Regions from separate parts of the Mus musculus genome. Here all the other regions are linked to region 3. Evidence: chromatin loops called from intact Hi-C (ENCODE). Cell type or tissue: left cerebral cortex. All regions are shown on one strand. Region 1 has its middle 5.2 kb from the start of A930006K02Rik. Region 2 holds the start of Ifnar1 (interferon (alpha and beta) receptor 1). Region 3 holds the start of Ifnar2 (interferon (alpha and beta) receptor 2).

What was found. A loop is a pair of places that touch in the nucleus more often than their neighbours do. Peaks named below come from ENCODE experiments on the same cell type or tissue, not always from the same donor. Only the 100,000 strongest peaks of a DNase experiment are listed, where the experiment ranks them.
Region 1: a loop joins it to region 3, with 2.4 times the contacts of the local background. A loop is called at or near these places in 9 of 42 quality-filtered maps.
Region 2: it touches region 3 in a loop (2.5-fold over the local background); 11 of 42 quality-filtered maps call a loop at or near these places.

Annotation. Positions count from the first base shown.
Region 1 is chr16:91,458,622-91,461,121 of GRCm38, forward strand. It overlaps the pseudogene Gm46562. Among named protein-coding and RNA genes, the nearest start is that of A930006K02Rik, 5.2 kb to the right of the region's middle. In left cerebral cortex, a CTCF peak has its summit at 1,556 (motif pointing left); no DNase peak of the experiment used is centred here.
Region 2 is chr16:91,483,793-91,486,292 of GRCm38, forward strand. It overlaps Ifnar1 (interferon (alpha and beta) receptor 1), which reads left to right and starts at 1,423. Exons shown (of 11, transcript NM_010508.2): 1 at 1,423-1,624. The coding sequence starts at 1,552. In left cerebral cortex, a CTCF peak has its summit at 1,066; a DNase peak (open chromatin) is centred at 1,271; H3K4me3 peaks cover 1,925 bases; H3K27ac peaks cover 1,541 bases.
Region 3 is chr16:91,371,320-91,373,819 of GRCm38, forward strand. Ifnar2 (interferon (alpha and beta) receptor 2) reads left to right here and starts at 1,464. Exons shown (of 9, transcript NM_010509.2): 1 at 1,464-1,755. It overlaps Gm36587 (a long non-coding RNA gene), which reads right to left. Exons shown (of 4, transcript XR_876244.2): 1 at 2,271-2,500. In left cerebral cortex, no CTCF peak of the experiment used is centred here; DNase peaks (open chromatin) are centred at 1,494 and 1,776; H3K4me3 peaks cover 1,485 bases; H3K27ac peaks cover 1,317 bases.

The DNA.
Region 1 (2,500 bases), 87 kb after region 3:
ATTAATCTTCTATGCTGCTCGTGCCTCGGCTGATTATATCAGCAACCAAACGCGTCAATCTGTAAGCCTTGAAGCCTTCCCATGCTGTTTGGAATCCTATCTCACTCACCATGTGAATGAGTCTATACTGATGATGTGCCTTGCCCATAAAAAGGAACAATATTTTTCTTTCTTTCTTTCTCTCTTTCTTTCTCTCTCTCTCTCTCTTTCTTTCTTTCTTTCTTTCTTTCTTTCTCTCTCTCTCTCTTTCTTTCTTTCTGTCTTTCTTTCTTTCTTTTCATACCAGATTATTAAAGATACAATGAATTGAAAGTTAAAAAGAAAAGAAAAGAAAAGAAAAGAAAAGAAAAGAAAAGAAAAAAGAAATGGCCCATAGTTTCCTATGGGAAACGGTAAACCCACAGATCCAAGCTCAAGGAGCCATGGGCACAAAATTAATACAAGATAATTTGCTATACTACTTCAACTAGAAAGGGTCTGCTGGGTGCCAGCCAGAGGTGTCCATGCAATAATCAGAGCAGCCAGCCAGACTGAAGCAGCTGCCAAGCCTCCATTCACTTTCTGTGACAATACAGGCAGGAGGCAAAGGGAGGCAGCCTCTTGGCGTTCCTTTCTCTCCCACAGATCAGCTCAGCAGAAGTCAGGGTGCCGCAGGGAAAACCACGGGAAGGGACTCCCATGAGTTGTCCTCTGTCGGCAGCACATGCTGGGAGGGGGGGGGGCTAAATGTAAATTTAAAAATAAAAATAAAGCTTTGAGACAACATTGTAAAGAATTTAGTGGATTTAAACACTAGAAGTTGGCTAGTAATCTTGCCCAGATCAAAGCAAGCAAATGGTGGGAACAGAAAGGCTGAGTTAAGGGGCTAAGGAATAAATGGGACATTGAAAAATAAAGATAGTGAGTCTGGAGGGATGGCTCAGTGGTTACTCCTGCAGAGGCTCTCCTAAAACCCACAGCAGCCACAAACATCTGTGTCACCAGTTTCAGGGGATGTGACACGCTCCTCTGACCTTCTTGGGTACCAGGTGCATATGTGGTGCCCAGACATATATGCAAACAAAACATTTATACGCATAAGATAAATCTTTTTTTTTAAAAAATAAGTTTTGTTTTGGACAATGGTAGCTCATTTGCTTATGACGGATAGGAAGGATGGCCTCTGGAAGGACTGGAGAAGATGTTTCCCTTTTAGTTGGGAAGCTGGAGAAGGCTGACTGGTCTGTGAGACGGAACAAGATGGAGAGGACATGATGGGAGTAGGGTGAGGGGGCACACTCAGCACTGGGGAACCACCCTGCAGAGGAAGGAGTCTGCTCACTAGAAGATAGAAGGATGGGCAGTTTGGTGTTAAGGAACTGAGACCTAATCGGTGCATTGCTTACATCTTTCAAGAAAGTAGAAGCCGGGTAGGGAAGCACCTGTTGAAAATGAGAAAAGTGAGGCTGGAGAGATGGCTCAGGGATTAAGAGCACCGACTGCTCTTCCAGAGGTCCTGAGTTCAAGTCCCCGCCACCACATGGTAGTTCAGTCATCTGCAATGGGGTCTGACGCCCTCTGCTGGTGTCTGACGACAGCGACAACATACTCATATACATAAATAAATAAGAAAACCTTTAAAATGAACAGAAGATGAGAGACGTGCTGGGGAGAGGTTAGGTGTGAGCGCAGGCCCTAAACTGCAGCCCACCTGAGGCTGTGGACTGACTTTTTTTTCCACAGGCATTCGATATCCTTTTTTGTATAGAAGAACCAGCTCTCACCTGGGCCCTTCTAAGCAGAAAAATGATCTCTTCCTACTTAACAAACCTCAACCAACAGCAACCAACCAACAACCCATTGACCTTCTTGGGGGCCTAGCATTTATATTCCCTCTGAAAAGTTCCCCAGAATGCCAAAGGTCAAACAATCGCAGAAACTATCTGCAGCTGGCAAGATCATGCTCCTGCTAGCACATGAGACAAACTGTGGTTACTTGCTGAAGACAGTCTGAAGCAGCCCCATATCCTGTACCCAGGATTAAGAAGAAAACATTCTTATAATTTTCCTGTGTTTTTCAAAGAAGCCAAAATTCCAAAATTGTCACTGCACATATCCCTTTTTGTCAAAGTAACTGAATATTTCTGCTTCCCCACTACTACCCTTGGCTGTCACTCACATGGACTGCCTGCTGGGATGAGGGAAGAGCACCATGGGAAAATGAACTCAAAGTTTCACATAGATCCATCTGCTCAGGTGACTCTCATCTTGCTTCCAGCCAGGATGCACACAGGCTATAATTCCTGTTGAAATAAGGGGTTCACTTGAGCCGGACAGCAGTGGTGCACACCTTTAATCCCAGCACCTGGGAAGCAGAGACAGGTGGATTTCTGAGTTCAAAGCCAGCCTGATCTACAGAGTAAGTTCCAGGAAACCAGGGCTACACAGAGAAACCCTGTCTCGAAGAAAAAAAAGGGGGGGGGTCACTTGGGTGCAATGAAATTTGATTTGCATCATTAGG
Region 2 (2,500 bases), 110 kb after region 3:
AACATCAAGGGAGACTATCTGTGCATCACACAGGCTACAGGATGGGCAAAAAGCCTGTCCAGCTATACCTCAGACAAGGCTCTGATATCTCAAATTCATAAAGAACTTCAGAAAATAAGGAAATGAATCTACCAGGAACAAATGGCCCAATAAATCGAACACAGTTTTCAAACGCTGAAATATGCACCCAGTAACTATCTTTAAAGAACTTAATGTCCTGAGCCACCAGCAAAATGCACACTGACACTGCTTTGCCATTCTACCCCACCCTAGTCAGAATGGCTGACAAGAAATCTGACGAATGATGGTGAGGAAGCAGAGAGGAACTCTTTTTTTTTTTTTTGAGACAGGGTTTGTGTGTGGAGCCTTGGCTGTCCTGGAACTCACTCTCTAGTCCAGGCTGGCCTCGAACTCAGAAACCGCCTGCCTCTGCCTCCCAAGTGCTGGGATTAAAGGCATGTGCCACCACGCCCGGCATAACAAATAAGTTTCTTACTTTTTTTTTTTTTTTTTTCTTTTTTTGGTTTTTCGTGACAGGGTTTCTCTGTATAGGCCTGGCTGTCCTGGAGCTCACTTTGTAGACCAGGCTGGCCTCGAACTCAGAAATCCGCCTGCCTCCGCCTCCCGAGTGCTGGGATTAAAGGCGTGCGCCACCACGCCCGGCCCAACAAATAAGTTTCTTTATAAGATAGTAATCAGACAGAGACGGAGTTAAGGGGGTAGAGAGAGGGCTCAGTGGTTTAAGGGCACGTGCAGAGGACTGGCGTACAAACATGGTAGCTCGGAAGATCAGTAACTTTAATACCAGGGTATCTGCGCTCTACTGGCCTCCATGGGTACCAGGCACGCATATATGTACGGTGCACATATATGCATGCATGCATGCATGCAAAACACTCATACACATAAAACCAGCCTAAAACCACATTATTAGACAAAAGATCCAAACGCTGCATAATTCAAAACCCAAAGATTGAGCGAGTCACAACAGCAAACCATCCCACAAAATCAGGGAATCAAGTATAAAGATCTTGTGCAGTTGAGATAAAAGTGTTGCCGGCGCCTTCCAGGTCCCAGAGTCATTTGATCCACGGCCTCCAGGGATCCCCACACCAGGATTCGAGCCAGTGGACTAGTAACCCCCGGGGCAACGCCTCCGAACCCCCTCCGGACAAAAACAGGAAGCTGAGCCCGGAAGGAGGAGGGGCTGCGCAGGCGCACTGACTGCACCCCGCTTTCCTCTCAGGAGTCTAAGGACAATGCTGGGCAGTCTTTCCGGAAGTGGGGGCGGAGCGTGGCAGGGACCTCAAAGTCCCCAGGCCTTGACTGGACCGCGCCCGGTACTTTCCGAGCCGCTTGCTCGCGGAGAGAGCGTGGCGTCAGCGGAGAAGCTGTGCTGGGTGGAGGGGCGGGGGCGTTCACGGAAGGGGCGGGGCGCTGGAGGGGGCGGGGCGTCGCGGAGGGCCTAGCTGCCCAGAGGTAGTCTCCAGCTCCGCGGTGCTGCTGAGGAGAAGGAGGAGAATGTGAGCCGCCGCCCGGCCTCCCAAGACGATGCTCGCTGTCGTGGGCGCGGCGGCCCTGGTGCTGGTGGCCGGGGCGCCTTGGGTGCTACCCTCAGCTGCAGGTGAGCCGAGGGGCCTGTGCGAGGGCCGGGCACCATGGAGGGAGAGCTGGGCGCGGGTGACCAGAGTCCGCGACGCCCGCCCCCTGCGCCGCTCTTCAGCCTGAGGACGCTACCCGGGCCGAGCCTCAGGGCTGCTGGTGGGCGGGAGACCAGACAGCAGCAGAAATGCGCTCCCAGCCTAGTGCGGTTTGTCCCGGGCTGAGAGGAGTGAGGTGAGAGGCCCCCTAACCGGCCCGAAGTCAAAACCAGGAAACCACTGGGCTAGTTACATCGGGAGAATGCCCACTAAGGGGAGAGACAAGAGTTTTCATAGTGATGTGAGGAACCTAAAAAAGACGACCTAGCCTCACTCCTGGAGGAAAGTTCTGATTCCTCTTAGAAATCTGTATATCTGGGAAGTAAGTGATTGCCCCAAGTCTCACCCCGAAGATGGCCCATTTCTGGCTAGACGTGCATGATGTACATGCAGGCAAAGTGGTCACACATATACAGTAAATCGGAAAAAGACTATTATGAACAGAATACTGTAACTGCTACAAATGCTCTTGGGTCTTTTGTTAATCTCATGAGCACATTTGCTGCTCTTTCTGCACAGAATCAGTAAATCCCAACAGTTGGACTGGAGATCAAGCTAAGAGGATACGGATAACAGGATAGAGTCAGTTTAGGGATGACATCAAAGACTCCGTTGGTGGTACTGGAAGTGTGGCTCAGTGGTAGTGTGCACTTAGCATAGACAGCACTGAGAAACTGACAACTCAGAGTGGGGAGACTTGATGGATAGCTCCTGGTGGCTGAAAAGAAAGAAATTCAGACATCTCAGATGCATCCTCTTACATAGGATGTAACTAGAGGCAGTTCTGTAACCCTCTGGAG
Region 3 (2,500 bases):
TGAACGGCTTTTGTAGAGAACCAGGATCCCAGATAAGAGCCTTTCAAATTCATGAGACTGGTAGGAATTCTGCCAGTGTGACATAAGTGGTGGAAACCTCTTCAGGTCAGCCCAGAAAGAGAGACTCAGCAACTGTCAGTCCTGGTAGATGAAACTGTTCTCTTAAACTGCATATGGTGGCTCTGGAATGGTGATTCTAGCATTTGGTGGGTAGGGCGGGGAGATCTTAAGTTTCAGGCCAGCTGGACACACAAAGAGATCTTGTCTTTAAAGAGGGGGAAAACACATACACACGCTTTTTAACGGAAAGAAAATCCCTTTACATAAACTGTGAACTACCTCCCCTTCTCTTCCCTCGGAGATCTGAAAGTGAGAATCCAGGCCCAGGTAGGCATCATTGCCACGCCTCCTCTTACAGACTTCCATTAGCATTTCCACCTTGGAACTTCCACCTTCATACTTAGACTGTGCATACGCTACAGAAAGCTCCCGCGTATTCCATTTCGGAAGACAAGGGATGTCAGTTCCTAAGTAGGTATGGAAAGATTGTTTCTCCTTACTCTAAAATCGTTTGGTCTTTAGCCGGGCGTGGTGGCGCACGCCTTTAATCCCAGCACTCGGGAGGCAGAGGCAGGCGGATTTCTGAGTTTTAGGCCAGCCTGGTCTACAGAGTGAGTTCCAGGACAGCCAGGGCTACACAGAGAAACCCTGTCTTGAAAAACCAAAAAAAGGGGCTGGTGAGATGGCTCAGTGGGTAAGAGCACCCGATTGCTCTTCCGAAGGTCCAGAGTTCAAATCCCAGCAACCACATGGTGGCTCACAACCACCCGTAACGAGATCTGACTCCCTCTTCTGGAGTGTCTGACTTACATATAATAATAAATAAATCCTTAAAAAAAAAAATCGTTTGGTCTTGAGAGAGGGCCCTGGGGAATAGTAAGCAAAGACCCAAGAAGAAGCAGGCAATGAGTTATGGTATTTATAATTTTTGTTTGTGTCCTGTGTGGAAAATTATAATCAGAGGAGCTTAAAAACAAGTAAGCACAAGATGAGAGAGGGAGAGAAGAGGGAGGACTGGGAGGGGAGGGGAAGAGAGGGAAGCATGATTGACAAGCGTTCTGACACTCAGTTCTGCCCAGACCCCTCTTCCTTTGTATTTTGAGTCAGGGTGTCCCTACATTGCCCAGGCTGGCCTTAATTTTGCTCTGTATCAGATAGGTATTGAATTCGAGATCCTCCTGCCAAGGCCTTCCTGGAAGAAGAGAGTACACACCCGCATCACTAGGCCAGGCACCCAACCCATTCGTATCCAGTTAGTTCTAGGGATCAGGCACTACCTAGTCCTCCAAGGAGGCAGCGATAAACACAACAACCCCGATCCGTTAACTCTGGCTCCCTGGACTGTACTTGAAGTGGGTGGGGTCGTAATGGATGCGAAAGTGCCCATTTGTCGCCGGCTCCGCCCGGGCCCCGCCTCTCGCCTCGTTCTCTGTTCACCGCTAACCCCGCGGCTGGGAACCCTTGGCCTCCGGGAGCCTGCGTGGTCTAGCCCTAGACCAGGGGAAACCAGGCTGCCAGCGGAGACTCTTCGGGTCGCGGGGCACCGGCCATCCCGCCGCCGTCCCTTTCGCCTGGCTCGGCTCCCGCCTGCCTCCACTGCTCGCCAGCCGCGCGCAGCTGCGCCTGATGCCCAGAGCAGCTCGGAGGTGGCCCCAGGACATCCCAGAGGGGGATTCACGAGACCCGGCGATTCAGGTACTGTACTGCGGGCATTACGGGGACATGAATGGGTGTCGCTCGCCTCGCGGACAGTAGGACTGGGCCGCCTCCCCGCTGCCAGTTCCCGGAATCCCCTTTTCAATTCTCCTCTTCGGGACTCCGCCTCTTCCTGCCTTTCTTCCGTGGAGAGTCTGAGGATTCTAGCTCCCCCGACCCACAAGCTGCGTATGGGGGGCCCTCGTGGCCCCCGCATGGGCGCCTTCCTTTCACCGTTCCTTTGGTGAACTCTGGGTTTTTGTGGGCTCTCTGCCTTCACTCCACCAGCGTCGCCTCACCGAGGGTGCATGGGGCACCTTAGCCCGAGCCATTGCCAGATCCTAGGGGGTCCACATTCCTTAGGATCCACTACGCCTTGCCAAGCTAGTTATCATCTCCAGCCTCTGGGTCCTGTTCTGCGTCCTGACACCCCTCCCCCTACACACACACACACACACACACACACACACACACACACACACACACACACACACACTGCGCGCCCTGAAACCTACCTAAGGTCCCAGGATCGTTTGTTCAAGCTCCTACGAGGTCACTGAAGGGGTTGTGGCCCGCAGAAGATGGGCAGGGATGGGATACAGGAAAGGCACTGAGTTTATTGGTAGCTTGCATTTCTATTCCAAGCCAGCCAATAGTGCATGCGGTAAACCGTTGGCCCCATTGACCCATTTATTTGGTTAACATGGCTCTACTGGAAAACTTTGACAACCTATGAACTTTTGTG